Regions from separate parts of the Mus musculus genome. Here regions 2, 3 and 4 are each linked to region 1. A link is a loop called in an ENCODE intact Hi-C map of the cell type or tissue named here. Cell type or tissue: left cerebral cortex. All regions are shown on one strand. Region 1 overlaps Usp54 (ubiquitin specific peptidase 54). Region 2 overlaps Synpo2l (synaptopodin 2-like). Region 3 has its middle 11 kb from the start of Myoz1. Region 4 has its middle 24 kb from the start of Gm30212.

Region 1 (5,000 bases):
TCCATGAAATATGCCTCCCAGGCATGCTGGCAAATGAACTCGGGTCTTCATGGTGTTTAACAAGCACTAACTTGCAGGGTGTGGTGGCGCGTGCCTTTAATCCCAGTACTTGGGAGGCAGAGGCAGGTGGATTTCTGAGTTCAAAGCTAGCCTGGTCTACAGAGTGAGCTCCAGGACAGCCAGGGCTATACAGAGAAACCCTGTCACAAAACAAAACAAAACAAAACAAAACAAAACAAACAAACAAACAAAAACCAAGCACTAACTTACTGAGCTAGCTCTCTAACACACATTACATTTTGATGGAATTCTCAAACAACTGTCAACTAGTTGAAGTATGCTCAATAATGTTAATTCCCAAATAGAACTGGTGATCAAATCCAGTTCCCCAAATCCTGTTTACCTGAGAGAGGTTGAGTCTTTGTCCAGCTGGTCATGGGTGCTGTACAGTCTACCTCCAGGATGCTACTGCTGTGAGACTTTGGAATATGACGCCAAGAAGGGACAAACCCAACAGGCCTCTTTGTGCTTTGATCCCTTCAAAAGAGAATCCAAAGTATAAAAAGTTTTAAACAGTGGCTTCTAACAACATTTCTAAGACTAAAATTCAAAACAGAAAACAAACATTATAAAAGCTTGGGAACCAAGGGTCATGGATCAAAACATAATGCATATACTCCTGAGGCTGAGGCAGGGAACTCAGCCTAGGGTTACCAGGCTTAAGCAATAAGAATTCCTCTCAGAATGGGGAGGGAGGGAGGGAGGGAGGCAGCTTCTGTAATATACATTGTACTGATCAGTAAATTCTCTATTTATGCTTGTTAAAGACTCTGGGGAGGAATATGGTGGAGAATGTCTTTAATCCCAGAATGCAGGTAGATCTTTGTGAGTTCAAGGCCAGCCTGGTCTATAAAGTGAGTTCCAGGCCAACTAAGACTATACAGAAAAATGATGTCTCAAAAAAGGAAAAGAAAAAGAAAGAGAAGAAGAAGAAGAAGGAGAAGGAGAAGGAGAAGGAGAAGGAGAAGAACAAGAACAAGAACAAGAACAAGAACAAGAACAAGAACAAGAACAAGAACAAGAACAAGAACAAGAGGAGAGAAGAGGGAACACTGTGAGGGTGAGGAGGCCTGGCTGGTCTCCCTGAAACTCCCTGTCCTAGGCAGACAGGTTCACAAACTCTAGCAAAAAGAAAAACAGCAAGCTTCTAAGAGAGTTAAAAACACTGTGTCCTTTGACTGGTAAGATGGCTCAGTAGGTAAAAGGTGCTTGCTTCATGGCCTGGTGACCTGATATCAAACCAAGAAACTCAAGTGATGGGAGAAACCAACTTACACAAATTCTCCTCTGATACCCCCCCGCCCCCCCCCACACATAAAATGTTTAAAACATAATTTAACTAAAACCAAACAAACCAAAATAAAACACTGTATCCTTAAAAACTAGTAAGTAGCAGCCTATCTCCAACCAAAGCTATTATTGTTTACACCACAATGTACAAATGCCTCCAATAGGAATGGGAATTAGAAGGCCATCCACAGGAAGGACAGAAGAGAACCTCTATGTGGACTCTCTCAGAGGCAGCTACCGTTGGCTGCACAGCTTCTCCAGCCAACTTCTGCTGGAGGATTGTAAGCCCCAATTTGATGGTGTTATTTATTTGCCATCATTTGCTCTTTTACTTAGAAGCCTCAGCCAAGGAATACTCAGCTCAGCTCAGCTCAGCTCAGCTCAGGGTTCTCGATCAGGACTTCACACTGGCTGCTTCAGGAGGCCTCCCCTGCCAATCTCTGCTGAATGTCTGTGACTCCAGATTGATGATGGGACCTTCTGCTCGTGTTCTCAACTGAGGTCCTCCAGTCATCTCTGAATGTTTTCATACATAAGATTTTATTATGTCTTACTGCATATTTGCTGCCCACTGTTCATTCTCTTATCTTTTGCTTGCTTATTTAATAAACTCACTCATTCTGCTACAGCTACTTTTTAAAATCTTACTTCCTTGACATCTGGTACATCTAATAGTATCTGGGATCTAGTAAACATTCAAAATCTATGCCATGAATTGATGAACATATTCTCATATGTATTATCTTCCTCTTTGTTACTGAGGTCTTTTATTTTGAAGGACAAGACTGGGAATCTTACCATGCTGGACAAGGACTCTACCCACTGAGCTATATAGAAGCCCAACTTATTAAACCTTTGCAACATTTTCTCATGTATAAAACTGAACAGGGTCCAGTAGGCAGGCAAGAACAGTGCAGAAGAATAGCAGATGACAACATCCCGGTAGAAGATATAATCACTCTTTCCTAAACAGCTAGAAGGTTAAGAACACGGCTTCCACGGCAACTCATAAAAACAATGCATTGGGAGGAAACTGCAGCCTTTAAGCAGGGCACAGTGAGCTCTACTGAACTGCCATCATTACCTTGTAAGATCAGGGTTATCAGTGCTTTCATAATCTGTTTCCCAGAAACCCAAAACCAAGGCAGAAAAAGTTACAAGTTAGATGTCTTCTCTGGTTTTAATTCACTAACTCATTCTTTTACTGAAAAACATTTTCTAAACAATTACTTTTAATTTATGTATATGTGTGTGCTACCTAACCTGGGTTCTGAGATCCAAATTTGAATCCTTTGCGAAAGCAACAAGTGCTTTTAACTCCTAAGTAATCTCTTCAGCACCTCCTAAACTATTTTTAAAATACAAATGTAATACTGTAAATATTCACATGTGTATGGCAGGGCACTCCTGTCATCTCAGCATCCGGAAATGAGGCAAAAGAGTCAGCTTAAGTTTAAGGTCAATCTGGGCTACAGAACGAATTCAAGACCACCCCTGCAAGCATTCTCTGTATGACTCCCACTTTATCGTGTTATGTTTTAAGTATGTACTAAACTACTCTTACTGCACAGCTAATGCTTGAAATAAAAAGCCACTGCCTTTATTCCAGCTCCCAAAAGAGGGCGCTGATGCTCCAGGAAAACTGGTAGAGAATCTGGTCAGTGCTAAAACCTATCTCTTCACTTCCCTACCCATAGCTGAAAGCTGCAAACTCACATTGCTTCAAAGAACTATTGCTATTAAAAGGCCAGACAATACCTGTAGACATTCACGCTGTCAGGCGGGGCAGCATCCAAACTGACAGGGCTGCTGCTGTTCCTCTCACTGCTCTCATAGCCAGATTCCATCCGCTGGATTAGGCGAGGATGCTGCTCTAAAAGATGAGAGCCTGGCCGAGCTGTTCCCCAGAGTTTATGCTGTGACCTTGATCCGCCATCTTTAATGTCATTAGCAGTTGGCTTGCTTACTTCATCCGGTGTAAATTCTTTAGCTGCCCCAATCAAAGGACAAGTGTAGAAAATGAAGTAGATTTAGTGTTTGCCTAAATTAAAATCTAACTAAACCCTCCCTCTAGACATTACTCATTGGAGTTATATCTTTAAAAAAACATGACATCAGAGGAAAAATGTTCCTTGCCAGCTATACTAAAAAACGCAAGATTTTTAAACACGTAAGTCAATTGTATTTGAAAGCCCACTTGTTCAACTATTCTATGCTCACCTGCATCTTCAGGAAAGGTCCTAAGCTGGGTGTAGCCACAATGCTTCCTTCTGTCCTTACTAAAAATGCTGTCAATATTTAGAGATTCTCGTTTAGGTCTCCATGTTGGGCGGTACTTGCTGGAAGAACTGGATTTTGCCTCACTACTGGTACTCTCCGTTTCCCAGCCCCGAGCCTGTAAAGGGAAGTTCCTTGGTGGTATCTTGTCTAGCTGGTCTCCTGCCCTACCTACACAGGGAGATCCTGCACTGGTCTGAGAAGCCAGGGAAGGCCTGCTGTGGATCATGTTGCTGACTGTCTCTTTGAAATCCTTTAGCCTGCTGCTGCTGCTGGATTTAGAGGCATTCCTAGGAGCCTGCTTCTCTTTCAGTGTTTCTCCTAAAAATCAAGAGAGAATAAAAGAAATGAAGGTGTTTATTATTTTAATTACAAATGTCCTCATCCTAGAGAAAGTAAGGAAAATCCACTTGGCAAGAAAACCACAAGTTGAATGGAGGAAATAGGAGTGCAAATGGCTTGCCTTCGCTGTGGTACCCTGAGGCCTGTGGCTCATCGCCTTTTCTCCGAACACGGCCACTGCTCCTCCTGCGCTCCACCAGGGACCCTTTCTTCGATGTGTGTTTCTGATTACATTCACTATCAGTCAGGTGTCCTGAAAGAACAAGGAAATGGGAGTAAGCTGCTTTCTGCAACTAACCCCTACCCTCCTGAGTTGAGAATCCAGTCTCCCTTTGGGACTAATAATAATGCCACAAACTTATTATATACATGGATCAGAAACTGTAGGGGTCAGAACCATCCAACCTAAGTGTTAGACTCCCAGGGAGTTAGTGGAGCCTTCCAAATCTATACCATATCCTGAACAACCATCAGACTCAAACCACACTCATCGTATTTCCCAACTGACCTATGAACTAAAGCGGCTGATTAATGACTTCTCTGTGTTTCTGTGGTACTGAGGAACCCATCCCTTGCAAAAACAAGCAGGCACTGAGCTCCATCTCGAGAGCTGGGTAATATTTAAAGGCAAAAGAAACAAACTTTTAAAAATTAATCTAAAATTGTCATAAACCCATATTTTTCATTCTTTCATCCATTTCTAAAATCTGAGGTGGGTGAGTTTCATTTTATCTTACTGAAGCACTGTTTTGTTAGGGTTATGTTTTTATTTTATATTCTCCAGGCTGGCCCCAACTCACAGTAATTTTCCTGCCTCTGTCTCTTGAGTACTGAGATTACAGGTAAACATTACAACTACCTCTCACTCTCATAAACTGAAAACAAAATTTGCTTCTACTTACTTGGCAACACTTCTCACTATGATGACGGCTTTAGGACACAGTTCTAAATCCTCTTTAAATGTGAATTTTACATTACATTTCTATGTTCATTAATTCTCCTCTCCAACCTATGCTTCAGCGAATCTGACT
Region 2 (5,000 bases), 86 kb after region 1:
GCCCTTCTGGGATCAGACATGAGGGCCTGAATCTGCAAAGCACTGGGCTTATACGGGTAGGGTAGAAAAGACCCATCCTTGCCCTTCTGGCCTTGAACTCAGAAATCCGCCTGCCTCTGCCTCTCAAGTGCTGGAATTAAAGGCGTGAGCCACCACCACCTGGCTACATAGTTTCTTGTTAGCCAACTTTCCTCTCTCCTTGGTCACTTTCACTCATTCCAGCCTTGTTCCTGGCTTTTGCCTTGCTCTCCCCGCCATCCACTCTGGCTCTCTTCACCATCCTTTCTGTCTTACACTCATTAAGCAGTTCAGAAGAAAATTTCTTTTTTACTTTCTGGATTCTGATGTGCTCAGCACAGGGCCCTGGTTGCTAACTTCCTGTAATCCAAGGAAATAGAATTCTTAGTTTTATTATGGGTCTAGCTTGTATAACTCAGGCCCATGAAATTGTCCCTGTCTCCCAGTCTTGTCAGACACGTTGATTTCACAAGATGCTGTGCACATATCTCTACATGCTACAGGCACTCCTCTCTCAGGAGTTTTTCTGTAGTAGCTCTTGACCCCCACAGGTCTTTCTGAAGCTATCTGACCCTTTCAGTAGAAGGGGAAAAAACCTCTCTTACCTTTGCCTCAAGAGAAGCACACATGTATGTGTATTTGATGTCTTTCTAGAGCAGATCCTAACCACACATATTTGTGAAAGCACGCATGCGCGCGCGCACACACACACAGACACAGACACACACACACACATACACACACACACACACACCCCTAGGCGTATGCCAACTAACCTAGGGAAAGCGGAGTGAGGAGGATGGAGGGGCTTGGGACACAGTTCAGCCTCTTAGAAGCTTGCCTTACAGTGAGTGACCATTTTGCCTGAGATCTCAGTGGTCACTTTACAGTGTGCTTTTTACCTAACACTAAAGTGCTGCCCACAGAGAGAAACACAAATGCAAAAGGAAAACAGAGACCTGCTGAGACCTCTGGGTGGAGAAGCCAGAGAGGCAAGGAAATATAGAGAAGATTGCAAAGCAGAGAGGTAAGGGCCTTAAAACACCAGCAGAGAGCTGAGGAGGCTGAGGGAAACACTATCTCTGGCAATCGGCAATTGGCCTCAGATGTGGGGAGAAAGCCTAGGTAGGACAAAGCAGAAGAAACTTCTGGGAATCTAAGTTCCATTACTTGGTCCTGGGACCTATTCCCTGCTCACTGGTGCCCTGCCCCAGGCCTCCAGACATGGGCCTGCAACCCTGTTCTGGTGGCTGAGAACCGGGGCCTGGCTACTTGGAAACCACAGGAACTGGGAGCGGCAGCAAAGCTCCTGAGAGACTCTTGATGGTCTGGGTTAGGGACAGGGGTTGAGGCCAGCTCTGCCCTCCAAATGGGTTCGTCCAAGGTGGTAGCCGCTCTGGGGACAAGCACAGTGGGAGCCAAGGGCTCTGCAGTGGGCTGGGGTGCAGGAGTGGAAAATCTGCGGATCTCCTGAACTCGGGCAGTTTTGGGAGGCCCTGAAGTGGGGCCAGGAGTTGAAGAACCCTCATCAAAACAAAACATGGCCGTTTTAAGTTGGTATGGCTGATGTCGCATGAAATCCAGGGCCTTGATACCCTGCTTAGGGGTCACCCGAGGCCCCTGGGATTGAGCCTTATTGGGGAGAGTTCGGGCAGCTTGGGGAAAAAAGGGTGAGAGAAGTGGGTTGTAAGCAATAGGAGGTGGGGCACGGATGTTGGGTGAGTATTTCCAGGATGGGGGCAGTGAGGGTGTGGGAGAAGGACTTCTAGGGCGAAGGCCTGGATTAAGGCTAGAGCCAGATGTAGCTTCCACCACGTACCTATCGGCACGGCTCTGCCGTTTGGCAAATAGCTCCCCGCCCCTCCCTTGCAGCCTTGGCGGCTCAGGGATTCCCACCATCGGGGTCGATCCATTCACTAGCCCATCAAGGAGCCCTCGCGACCCAGGTTTAGGAGCCACGGGAGGTGGAGTCTTAGGCGTTGTAGGGGGTGGAGTTTTGGGAGCCATTGGAGGCGGGGTTTTCGGTGATACTTGAGGCAAGGTCTTGTAACTCCTGCCCCCTAGTGGCTGCATGAAGTTACAGGCTTCAGCCCCGAGGCTTAAAGCGTCCTCCTCCGGACCAGATTCCGCACCGCCCGCCCGAGGTTTTTCATCCAGGTTCTGCACTAGTGACAGCAGCTCCGGGTTGGGCGAGTTCTTCGTCTCTTCCTTCCCAGGCCGGAACATCTGCTTGCGGGTGCCCCGGCGCCTAGCCTCCTGCAGGATGCCGGTGCGGGCAGCCGGCACAGAGATGCGCTGCTCCCGAACGCTGGCAGGCTCGGGGACCGCGGGGCCCGGCGCCTCCGGGCGCGCAGAGTTTCTTAGTGGAGTGGACAAGAAGATGGAAGCGGTGGAGGTCATGGCAGCAGCGCTAGGAGGAGTGGGCGGTTCTGGGGCGCCTCCTGGTGTAACAGGCCGGCTTGGGGCTGGGATGTACAAGGAACTGGTAGCGGTCACAGGACCAGAGGAGCGTTGGGTGCTGCTAGAAGCCCCAGAGACCGGCGTGTGGCTGGGAACCACTGTGGTGAAGCTGGGCAGAGGGGTGGGCCCCTGTGGAGGGGCTGCGAAGGGGGACGGGGCGGGGCTAGTGCTCCCCAAGCCTTCATTCACCTTCTTAGGGGCCAAGGGCCGGAAAATCACTGAGGTGGTACCTGACCTTTGCCCTTGTAAACCTGGGGTAAAAGGCCTCGCTGACCTGTTAAAGATACTTGGTGCAGGGATGGGGGCTCCACCATCCGGGAAGAAGGGGGTAGGGCTGACTGCAGGGACCGACAAAGGGCTGAGTGGGAGCACAGCTGCCTCTGGGGGAGCACTCTGTGCTCGAGGTGGGGACTGCAGACTCTGCCCATTAAGCATAGCTGCTGGGCCCACCTGAGCCAGCTCCTGGGAGCTGGAGGCTACCCGCTGGCGCTGCTGTTCAAAGAGCTGGACCCCTCGCCCAGAGACCTCACTTAGCTGCCCTCCCAGTCCAGAGTTCTGACTCTCTGCTGTGCCTAAGCCAGCCCTAGCCAGCTCCATGTCTAGATAGGGGCTGTCCCAGTCGGATTGATTAGTAAGGCTGCGGGCGTCTGAGAAGGTCTCCTCGTCCAGCTCCGACTCACTCGTTGGGGGGATGCCGTCCTCCTCCTCTGTTCCTGTCCCAGCTGCGGCCCCAAAACTCACTAGGGTGTACTTCTTGGCTCTCTGCCGCCGCTTCTTAAACATAAGCACCCCCTTGGAGTGAGGGTTGGGGGCTGCTGTTAGCAGGGATGCAATGGTCCGGCATTTGGTTCTTGCCTCCTTTACGCTTTTCTCCTGGAGGCTTTCTGCGCGTTGCAGTTCTGCGGAGATGAAGAGGTGGATGATCAATCAGGGGGCTTCACGGCCTGTTCTAATCCTGCTCCCCAACGCTCCTACCTCCTGTTTTTTCACTGAAAGGACCCACAATGTCTCTTGCCTGTGACCAAGTCCTCTGAGTTAGAGACAGAATGGAAGGGGAAAGGTGAAACCAAGGACAGAGACACTGCCACACCACATCCCTTCTGTCCTGTCTTCCCTGGATTGCATTCCTACTTTCCAGGAGATGAGCCTTATCCACTTCACACATTCTTCACCTGCCTCCCATTCTTGACTGGCAGGAAAATCAGACACAGCCATGAGAGAGAAGAGATAAGGAGTGCTTTTCTCCTACCATTCTTTGTAAGCGGGCTCCTCACAGAGCTCGGACCTTCCCCCCACTTCCCACCTGTTACCCCTATAACTAGGACACACAGACTCTTTTTGTAACAGGATCTCTCTGTATAGCCCTGACTGTCCTGGAATTCGCTATGTAGACCAGGCTGGCCTTGAACTCACAGAGATCCAACTGCTGCTGTCTCTCAAATGCTGGAATTAAAGGCATGCATTACCACACCTGGCCCAACATACAGATTCTTAACATGAGTTTCTTCATTCACAGTTCCACTCATCAAGTTGTTCATTTCCACACATCATAAACACTCACAGAAACAACTCCCCACACACCTTGCTATAACATCAGTCTCCTGAAAGCCGGCTATGGGCGCAATTTCTCCATTCTACTTTTCTTATTCACGTGTTCCAGCTTATACACACATCAGTTCACATATACAAACACAGTGTTGTCCAAGTCAAATGCATTTGCATACCAGCATGCTTCAGGTAGTTCTTCCCAGAGATTTCCCTGTAGAGGTTCTGGTATCATATAGACAGGATTTCAGAACCGATCTTAGCCCTCCCAACTGCTAGAACATTCCTTCATACCTCTGCTCCTCACATCCAGGGATAATCTTGGGTCCAAGATGCAAGAAAAGGCAGAGTGCCACTCTCCAAGTCAACCCCCTAAGCCTTTAGGAGGTTTCAAGGTCACCAGGTAAATACATTCTCTTTCTCACAAGCTGCTGCTGGCACTGGGAAGATGGCTTGGGAGGCTAGCACAGTTTCCTCTCCCATTTGTCCTGTCTTTCAAGTAGAGAACTCAACAGGGCAGCCCCATCAGGTGGGCATGAGAGGGTCTATGTGCTGAACAACGCAGGAGTTCCTATACTTTGTGGGGCCTGGGTAGGTGGGGCCAGGAAGTGGGAAGGGCTGCCCTGCCCTGGACATGGATTCTTTCTTGTCTATGGTCCCCAGTTCCTCCTGGAAGATTCCTGACATTCCATCTACTTTTCCTTTCAAGCTGCTTTCTAATTAGGGCCCTCATTCCTTTTGTCCCCATGTGTGTAACGCTAAATAGTACTGTCCATGAGAGAATAGACACCAGAGTCAGGATTCAGTTCTGGGAGAATTACTTCATGAAGATGAGAATGTCTACCTCTTCATAAGATCACATGAACACAGTGAGATAAGTCACAAAGCATTTAACACGCTGCCTAGGCCCACTGGGAGCATCTATTATGCTTTCTTGATGGAAGCTGCCCACAGTGTAATGCCACAACATATTCTTG
Region 3 (5,000 bases), 69 kb after region 1:
TGCTAACTCAATGGCAGCAGGGGCTAGGTGAATAACAAAAGCTAGTCTTGTATAATATAAAAACTAGTGAGTACTAGAACCCACTAGAATCACAAATTCTTACCTGAAAGGACTCTCTTGAGTTGACAAGGTCTCACTATGTCGCTCTGGCTGTCCTGGAACTCACTCTGTAGATCAAAGTGGCCTTGAACTCAGAGATCCACCTGCCTCTGTCTCTCAAGTGCTGAGACTAAAGGCATGCACCACCCATACCTTCCTACTCCTGAATTTTAAAACAGAGTAATGTATCTGGGGCTTAAATTCAATCCCCAACACTGCAGTAAAAATAAAGATAGTAGGATGGGTGTAGTGGCAGAGTCCGGAGAATCACTACAAGGTCTGTGCTAGCCTGTTCCACACAAGCCAGGCGTGGTGGCGCATGCCTCTAATCCTAGTACTCGGAAGGCAGAGGCACACGGATTTCTGAGTTTGAGGCCAGTCTGGTCTACAGAGTGAGTTCCAGGACAGTCAAGGCTACACAGAGAAACCCTGTCTTGAAAAACCAAAAAGGAAAAAAAAAAAAAAAAAAAGACTTGCAGTCTATCCAGAGATACACAGACTCTTCAAAAGAGAATATATATATATATGAATGATGGCAGACAGAAGACACTGAAGAAGAGAACACTTTTCTCATGATGCTAGGAAATGGAACCTAAGGCGTCTTCCCTAGTGAAGCCCTGCACCACACTATTGCAGAGGTTCTCAACCTGTGGGTCCTAAGGCTTACAGATCATCAAGTGACCCTTTCTCCAGGTTTACAGATCAGATATCCTGCATATCAGATGTCTACATTACAATTTATAACAGTAGCACCATTACAGTTATGAAGTAGCAACACAATAATGTTATGGTTGGGGGCCACACAACATGAGGAACTGTATTGAGGTGTTGCTGATCTATTACATACTCAGACATGAGTTGTTCATTTTATGTTCTGTTTTTTCTTTTTTGTTAAACTTTTATCAATGAAGAATCTATTGCAGTTACTTGGGGATGTAACATAGACAACCTGCAGAGGTCAGGTTTCTTTTTCCACTGTGGACCCCAAGGATGGAACTCAAGTCACCAGGCTTAAAAGCAGACACCTGTATCCACTAAACCATCTCACCAGCCTTTAGGTTTTTGCTTGTTTGTTTGTGGTTTTTGTTTTGGAACAGGGTCTCAATGTGTAGCCCTAGTTGGTCTGGAATAATATAAACCAGGCTAACCTAGAACTCATAAAGATATACCTGCCTATGCCAGGGCCAAGAAGTGGGAGTCGGGGGATGGTTTGGGGGACTTTTGGGGTAGCATTGGAAATGTAAATGAAGAAAATACCTAATTAAAAAAATTAAAAATAAAAAGATACACCTGCCTCTGTCTCCTTAATGTGGAGGTTAAGGGTATGTGCCACCATGTCTGAGTTCACAACAACGCATAGACATGTACACATAATTTTATTTTAAAAGGAACACACTCCCTCTTCCGAAGGCTGAGGGATCATTTCAGAAGAGGAGGCATAAAAAGTGTAAGCCAGAGGCAGGGGATATCTACAAAGTAACCCTGTCTTCTGGACACATTGAGGCTGCTGCACAAATAAACTTATAGTAGTTAAGACAGCATGCAGACGGGCTGTGTTAGCCCAAGCTAGACCACATCCCAGCACAGAGTGGAGTTTGACAGAAAGTCCCACCCCTAACTAAGGAGCTACTGGCCTTGTCAGCTTCTGGGAGAGGGGAAGTCAGTTTTCTTAGTGGAAAGCCACTCATCCAATATTATTTGTGCAGTATAACGGGGCCTTGATAGAGAAAAAAATGAAAAAAGACAAAGGTGGGTAGAGAAGGAGGTGGATCTTAGAAGTGTTTGGAAAGGAAAGTGAATATAATTGTACAACTTTTTGAAAAGAACTAATAAATGATGACCATAGATGGGCCTGAGGACTCAGCTGTGTGGCAGAGCAAGTCACCTAGAATGTGTGAACCCTGCATCCAAAACAATATGCGAGTGTAGGAATGTTGCTCAGGGGCTGGTGAGATGGTTCAGTGGGTAAGAGCACTGACTGCTCTTCCAAAGGTACTGAGTTCAAATCCCAGCAATCACAAGGTGGCTCACAACCACCCATAATGAGATCTGATACCTTCTTCTGGTGCGTTTGAAGACAGCTACAGTGAACTTATACTAATAAATCTTTGGCCGGAGCAAGTGGGGTTGGCCTGAGCAAGCAGAGGTCCTAAGTTCAATTCCCAACAATCACATGAAGGCTCACAACCATCTGTACAACTAAAGTGTGTACTCTTATACATAAAATGAATAAATCTTTGAAGAAAAAAAAAGGAATGTTGCTCAGTGGGTAGAGCTGACAGGCACAAGCCCTGGCTTTCCTCCCTAGCATGAACAGATCAGTGATGCAGGCATCCCTGCAATCAGCACTTGAGAGATAGAAGCAGGAGGGTCAAAAATTCAAGGCCAGCTGGGATACACATGACCCTGTCACAAGAAAACAGAATAAAGACTACAGTTCTCAACCTCTAGCAGGGAGATCCTACAACCTTCAAGCCTGAGAATCTGGTGGGAACTAAGAACTCTTTCCAAACCTGTGTGTGCCTTAACTATGTTACCTCAGCATATTCCATCTTTGGGACAAGCTCACAGCACTTCCCGTCTCAGAATATCTGAACATAGGATTCTTTTTCCTTCCTCTGTAAGGGAATATGATCTGAACCTGCCCATATGCCTAAAACTGCAGATAATGCCAAACTCTGAACATACTATGTTTTTTTTATATATTTGCATGTGGATGATAGTTTTAATTTATAGAGCTGGTGGTATAGCTTATGGTAGAGCACTTGTTTAACATCCATGAGACCTTAAGTTTGATCCTCAATACCACAAAGTAACTAAAGTTTAACTTTATTTTTAAGGAGATCAGCAAGAATTGATAAGATACAACAATTATAGCAATATGCCAAATGATTAGGCTAAGAACACAGCACTACTCTAAGATGAGTCCTAATGAGAGGAGAGCCTTGGAGCCTGGATACGCTACACAAAAGAAACAGCAGAGGTCAGCATACTTCCCAGCATGCGACAGTTGCCTTTGCAATCTGAGTTCAGTTCCCAGCTAACTATAAGTCCAGTTCAGGGGCATCTGACCCCTCCTCTGACCTCAGGCACTGCATGAACATGCTGCATATACAAACACACACACACACACATAAAATAAAATAAACCTTTTAAAATACATCTTTTCTGCCGGGTGTGATAGTGCATGCCTTTGATCCCAGCACTTTGGAGGCAGAAGGAGGAGGATCACAGAGTTCAAGGCCAGCCTAGTCTATAAAGCAAGTCCCAGGACAGCCAGGACTGCACAGAGAAACCATGTCTTGAAATCAAAAACAGAAAAAAAAATCTGAAATTTTATATTTAGAATTTCTGGAGTACAAGTATGTTCTATTACCTTTCTTTCTATAGGAGCACCAACGTAACATCAGCAAACAGAGCAAGATTTAGTGGCTAAATACTCCATTTTTGTACTCTTGAAGGGCCAGTTCTGAAGTATGTTGTTATTTGGTTGGTTCATTGTTGTTGTTGTTTAGTTGTGATTTGCTTTCTGGGATTTTTGTTTCCGGGGGAGGTTGTTTTGAACAGGGTTTCTCTGTGTAGCCCAGGCTGTCCTGGAACTCACTCTATAGGCCAGGCTGGTCTGGAACTCAAAGATCTACCTGTCTCTGCCTCCAGAGTGCTGGGGTTAAGGTAAAGGGATGCTGTGGAGTAGAGACTGAAGAAATGACCATCCAGAGACCAACTTATCTGGGGATCCATCCCATATACAATCACCAAACCCAGAAACTGCTGTGGATGCCAACAAGTGCCTGCTGACAGGAAGGAGCCTGATAAAGCTGTCTCCTGAGTGGCTCTGCCAGTGCCTGACATATCATGTGTGTGTGTGTGTGTGTGTGTGTGTTTTAAAGGGATACACCCCTATCACCCAGCCTGAGGTATGTTTTTGAGTTTGTTTGGGTTTTTTTTCTGTTTTGTTTTGTTTTTTTGAGACAGGGTTTCTCTGTGTAGCCCTGGCTGTCCTGGAACTCACTCTGTAGACCAGGCTGGCCTCCAACTCAGAAATCCACCTGCCTCTGCCTCCCAAGTGCTGGGATTAGGGGTGCCACCACTGCCCAGCCGGAGGTATGTTTTATTGTAACACTTCTCAGGATTTTCCAGCACACAGAGATCACCTGAAGAAAGTAATGAAGCAGGTCCTTAACCCAAATTTGCATTTATTCCCCCCCTTTTTCTTCAGCCTCCCAAGCCCCAGTCCTGAAGTTCTTTTTGTAGTTCATGCAGGTCTTGAACTCAAGATGGCCGATCTGCTTCAGCACTGAGTACTGTAGACATAGGCCCGAGCCACCACATCCATCTGCGTTTCAGTTTTTGTTTCTTTGGAGTTTGCTGTTATTGTTTGAGACAGAGGTTTGCTGTGTAGCCCTCCCTGACTAGCCTAGAATTCACTGTACATAGGCTGGCCTCAAATTTCCCATGATCCTCCTGTGCCTCCCAAATGCCCACCACAGGGCCAAATGCAAGCCCCCATGCCCACTTTTGAGCTCCCCAGATACTGCTTCTGCCAGTCATGGGTCACTTTTGAAGTAGCATGGCTGTCTGAGATTTCCAGTGGGACTCAGCCATTACCCAAAGTACCTGTTACTGGCTCTCTCCTCACTCCCTTATGCCACTGGGGTTTCACTTCCAAATGCACTGTCTCCATGTAAACCTTGTTTTAGGTACTTTGAGGAAGCATCCAAACTTGCAAACCTTTTTAGGAAAATGCACATACAGAGTTTTGCTTAGATATTTAAAGAACATAAAAATTCTCCAAAAGAGCTGTTCTCTCTGTCTCTCTGTCTCTCTCTGTCTCTCTGTCTGTCTCTCAATGTCTGTCTCTCTCTCTGTCTCTCTCTCTCTCTCCCCCTCTCTCCCCCCTT
Region 4 (5,000 bases), 290 kb after region 1:
CTGGCTCACCAGCAGATTTTTTTTAACATCTATAAGTTTAAAACCTTCCTATTTACTGTATATACTGCTATTTAATTTTAAAAGGAGATTAATTTAATTAAGTCTCTCTCTCTCTCTCTCTCTCTCTCTCTGTGTGTGTGTGTGTGTGTGTGAGAGAGAGAGAGAGAGAGAGAGAGAGAGAGAGAGAGAGAGAGAGAGAGAGAGAGAGAGAGAGATTGAGGAGAGGGCAGAGGGAGAGCCTAAGTATGTATACCATGTGCATGCAAGTGTCCTCAGAGGCTAGAAGCTGGGCATTGAATCCCCTAGAACCAGTGTTATGAGCTGTTATGAGCTGTCCAATGTGGTCCTTTGCAAGAATAAGTTCTTTTACTAGCTGAACCATCTCTTTAATCCCACTATTTGCTTTGTTTTTTGTTTTTTTGTTTGTTTTGTTTTTTTCAAGACAAGCTTTTTCTGTGTAGCCCTGGCTGTCCTAAAACTCCCTCTGTAGATCAGGCTGGCCTCAATCTTAAGAGATTCACCTGCCTCTGCCTCCAGAGTGTTGGAATTAAAGGTGTGCACCACCACTGCCTGGCCCCACTATTTGCTTTTTAAAAGTTATTTGTTACACAAACACCCTACTCTTGATACCAACATCCACATTAATTTCACATTTTTGCTGTGGTAGGCTGAATGACTCTCTCTCAAAGAAATCCATACCCTTAGCTCCCTGGTTTAAAAAGCCCACACATGTATTACTTTATATTTCTAAGGTCAAAATCCAAAATTGTCAAAAGGGTTAAAGAAAAACGTTAGGAAGAATCTGCTCCCTTGCTGTCTGTAGCTTCCTCGCTGTCTCTAGTCCCTGGCTCACATTGCTCTGATCTCTGACTTTATTATGACATCCCCTTATTCATTCCAGTCCTCTATTTTCCTCTTAGAAGGACGCTGGTAACTACATTGGAGTCAGGTCACTTAATCTAGAATAATGCACCCATCTCAGTCCTTGTAATACTTCAACATCCCATTTGCTGCGCAAGGCAATGTGTTCATAGGTCTCAGGGCTTAAGACAAAGACGCCTTTGAGGGGACATTATTCAGCCTACCACAGTTAGTGCAGAGCAACAGAAGTGCACATTGCTGCCGGAGGGACTGTGAAAATCCAGCAGACAGGGAATCCCCAGCTTAAAGTCCAGCTCATCCAGGGTTGGGCTTTTCTGGCCAGCTCCAGGAAGGCCCTGGCATAGCTAAAAGGTTTGGTCAGCAGTTGAGACTCCCCTGAGATTCTGTTCTCTCACTGGTGCTTCGCAGGCCCTAGACTTTACTCTCATCCGAGAAGGAGAAGATGGGGAATAACACTGTTGTTATTTATATACCTAATGATCTAGAACTGTTAGGGAGTTTACTCAAATCCTCTCAGGATAACTGAGTAATTTAGTCCATCTTGGTACTGGGAGACACAAACTGAGGGATGTCTGGTTCTCTGGGAAGGGAAGGGAGGGGGAAGGACTTCACTGTTGACCTGGGACTCCAAAACCTGCCTGGGATCAGAGGATCTTGGCATGCCTTGGAATGGTCCCTGGAGCCCCCAACATCTTACCCCTAGGGCATAATCTCCTTCCTGGACAAGCAATGTGTCATTTTAGGCAGCACCTCTCTCTCTTAGGCACCTGCACAGTGACTAAGACTCCCAGGTAGAGCCCAACCCAGTGGGAAATGACTAAGCACTGAAGTTTCCTTCCTCTTAAACTTGGTCTGCCTTTCTCTTCGATTTCTCAAGGTAGCTAAGGATAGGGAAAGAATTTGCAGATCCCAGATTCCCTAGGGCATCAGTTCTCAGCCTGCGTGTTTGGGGTCGGATGGCCCTTCCTCAGGGGTCGCCTAAGATCATTCGAGAACACAAATATTTACATTATCATTCATACCAGTAGCAAAATCACTATGATGAAGTAGCAATGAAAATGATTTTTATAGTTAGGGGTCACCACAACATGAAGAACTGTATTAAAGGACTGCAGCATTAGGAAGGGTGAGAACCACTGCTCTGGCTACTCTTGTCTCCACGGACTTAGTGATTGATTACCTAGACGCAGACAGGCTACGAGACTTGGAGGTAACCATGCTGGAAGCTACCCAGCTCTTCCCTTGCTGTTTTCGTCCCTGTTTTCTGCCACTTCCAACCTTTGAGGTCTCCATTAAGGAGGATAAGAGTTTGTTTTATGTTCCAATGAGTCTCTGTTCATGACTAGGGAAGAGTTGATTTGGAAAACAGGGAAGACTCTTGCTGACTGTCTAAACTGGAATTCTGATAGTGGGGTGGCACTTAAGAAAACCCAGGAACCCAGTTACAGAGGTTCCTTTAAAATGCATAGCTCAGTTGGTAGAGTATTTACATAGCATACAGGAAGTCCAGGTTCGATCCTTAGCACAGCATAAACCAAGTGTGCTTGGCACACGGGCAGCACTTGGGAAGCTGGAGGCAGCAGGATAAGTTCAAAAACATCATGGGTTAAGTAGTGAGCCAGAGGCCAGCCTGGGATACATGAGAACTCATCTCCAAAATAAATCAATATTAATAAAAGGTATAGTTGGCCAAGTATGATAGTGCCAAGAAGTGCAATTTTTAAAAGAGTTAAAAAATGGGCAGTTGGATCACCTCTAGAAAATTATATGAGTGAAAACAGTTGCTTTCAGAAAGGAAACTAGGTACCTGCAAGAGTAGGGAAAAACCTATTTTTCTCTACATACTGTTTGATAACTTTGAAATGTCAGTGAATTTGCAAGTACTATGGAGATGTTAATATATGGTTATCTGGGAGGGAAAAGAAAAAGTCTCTCTTCATATGAGTGCTAAAATAGTTTGAAAATTCCATCATGGATCAGACAAATATTATGGGTCTCTGTTGGATGTCCGACACTTGGTTTAGTGATGGAGACTCAATATTGTGCAAGATTGCATCCTTTGCCTCACAGATCAAAATTCGCAAAGTGATTCAGACATACCGGGCAATGACCACACTGTGTCAGATGCGTGATGATGGGAAGTGCAGACCCTGGGGAACTGCAGAAGTGTTCCTTTGGTCCAGACCTGGGGGGGGGGGGACCTTTCTGGACCTGATGATGCCCAATCTGAGTCCCAGAGGGTGTGGAGGAGTCACTCAAGGGACGGAAAGAAAGTTCCTGATGAAGGGAACCACATAACGTATTCAGAGACCGCAGGAGCCATAAAAACCTTGGCTGCTCCCCCGAAATTGTAAGCGGTCAACAGTGCTGGAGTGTCTGTCAAGTCTGGAGTGGAGAAATAAAGCTAGGTAAGGTCAGATCACAAAGCGTTTTATAAGCTGCTCTAAGGGCAGTTAGTAGTCACCTTCACGGCAAGTGTAGAGACAAGAATGACCCACCGGCATCGGAATGTTCAAGTGCCAAGCACTCTGATTTTTCCTGGGACTCTGAGATTCTTATTTTCTTTTTCTCTATGAGTGGGGAAACTGGGCCTCAGGGAAGTTAATAACATTCAGCAGGAAATAGTTCAGGGTCATATTAAAAAATAGTACAAGTGTCTGAACAGAGCCAGCCCACGGCAGACCAGGGCTCTCACACGCTCTGCTTACTGTGTGGCCTCCACTGGTGGTTTCCAATAAGGGTGGTGAATTGGCGTTGTCAGAACTGTGAGTAAGCTACTGGCATCTAGTGGGTAACTAGCACCCTATTATAACGCATCACATCACGACATAGAGAAGGATGACTGGTCTCAAAACTAAGGTGTCAAGGGTGAGAAACCATGAGACAGAGTGAGTTACAAAGGGCAGACACACACGGTAGCCAGATACAGCTAAGTCTGGGATGGACTGCACTCTTCCTTGCCAGTGTGCTCCATACGCTCCAAGTATCATTGGAGTTCAAAGAAAACAACAAAGAAACCCAGAATTATCCAGAGTGAACTCTGAAGGGCCCCTTGCCATGTAACGGGCCCATGCCTATGAAGTCAAGTAAGCCACCTCTTCACACACATGTCCTGAAATCTGAGCCATGACACCCATGCTTGACATTTTTGATCAATGGATAATTTCCAAGAATTGTAACTTGCGGAAGTGTGGAGATCAGAGACATGAGAGAGATGTCCAAGAGCTCAATGCCTCAATCTGTTGTTCTCACAAGTCTCTTCGAATTATACTGTAACATATTACCTTTGCCTCGGTCAAGCGCGAACACTCGGTCACCCCACACCTAGTTCACTGCTCTGGCATTCCAGGAACTCTGGAATGCCAAAACCTTACCTGTAACCCCTGGGTGGTTGCAGGCCTTTGCCCACAGGATGGGGCAAAGGGCCGCCTTCATCTCAGGAATTCTTTGTTACTGAGCACTTGAATTCCTGAGAGATTCAAATCCTGTAGACCTTTGGTTTTGAGTCTTAGGGTCAATTTTTAACTGGTTGCTGTCTGTGTCTCTGATTTAACTTCTAGTTGCTATTTTATTTTAATTGGGTATTTCAACAAGCTGTGATCTTATCCCAGACCATGAAAGCTATGAAGATCTAGACTCAGTCATCCCCACTGGAGTTTCCCATCTTGCCCACAGTCTTAACTCTGAGAACAGAGACAAGATGACCCTTGTACCTAAAATCTTAGCACTCTTAGAAGGATCCACCCTTCTCCCTACATCCAAAACTGCACTGTTAGAGAGCTAAATTCTTCTAAAGAGCCTGTTTCCTAAGTGTCCATGTTAGAATGCAGAGCAGAGCAGAGCAGAGCAGAGCAGAGCAGAGCAGAGCAGAGCAGAGCAGAGCAGAACCATTCGCCCAAGACATCCCGGAAACAGAAGAGAATTCCTGTGCTCCAGGCTTTCTCTCTCCTCACCTGCCTTGTGTCCAAGCCCTCAGCCTACGGGATAATGCTCCCTGTGTACATTGTGATGGCTAATTTTCATTGCCAACTTGATTGGAATGAGAAACACTTCAGAGGTGGTAAATCTGCTCTGGGTTTCTCCAGGATGTATTTTCTGAAAGGATTGCTAAGGGAGGT

The links. Peaks named below come from ENCODE experiments on the same cell type or tissue, not always from the same donor. Only the 100,000 strongest peaks of a DNase experiment are listed, where the experiment ranks them.
Region 2: a loop joins it to region 1, with 6 times the contacts of the local background. A loop is called at or near these places in 37 of 42 quality-filtered maps.
Region 3: it touches region 1 in a loop (2.9-fold over the local background); 27 of 42 quality-filtered maps call a loop at or near these places.
Region 4: it touches region 1 in a loop (2.2-fold over the local background); 2 of 42 quality-filtered maps call a loop at or near these places.

What each region holds. Positions count from the first base shown.
Region 1 is chr14:20,573,365-20,578,364 of GRCm38, forward strand. Usp54 (ubiquitin specific peptidase 54) reads right to left here. Exons shown (of 21, transcript NM_030180.2): 11 at 4,091-4,222; 12 at 3,571-3,948; 13 at 3,109-3,340; 14 at 404-537. Among named protein-coding and RNA genes, the nearest start is that of Ppp3cb, 29 kb to the left of the region's middle. In left cerebral cortex, a CTCF peak has its summit at 2,966 (motif pointing right); a DNase peak (open chromatin) is centred at 2,983; H3K27ac peaks cover 340 bases.
Region 2 is chr14:20,659,089-20,664,088 of GRCm38, forward strand. Synpo2l (synaptopodin 2-like) reads right to left here. Exons shown (of 4, transcript NM_001310431.1): 4 at 1-3,377. The coding sequence ends at 1,213. Among named protein-coding and RNA genes, the nearest start is that of Myoz1, 5.0 kb to the left of the region's middle. In left cerebral cortex, a CTCF peak has its summit at 2,097 (motif pointing left); DNase peaks (open chromatin) are centred at 2,074, 2,855 and 3,121; H3K4me3 peaks cover 1,862 bases; H3K27ac peaks cover 1,879 bases.
Region 3 is chr14:20,642,657-20,647,656 of GRCm38, forward strand. It overlaps a transcript of Usp54 not described here. Among named protein-coding and RNA genes, the nearest start is that of Myoz1, 11 kb to the right of the region's middle. In left cerebral cortex, a CTCF peak has its summit at 3,075 (motif pointing right); no DNase peak of the experiment used is centred here.
Region 4 is chr14:20,862,306-20,867,305 of GRCm38, forward strand. No RefSeq gene overlaps it. Among named protein-coding and RNA genes, the nearest start is that of Gm30212, 24 kb to the right of the region's middle. In left cerebral cortex, no CTCF peak of the experiment used is centred here; no DNase peak of the experiment used is centred here.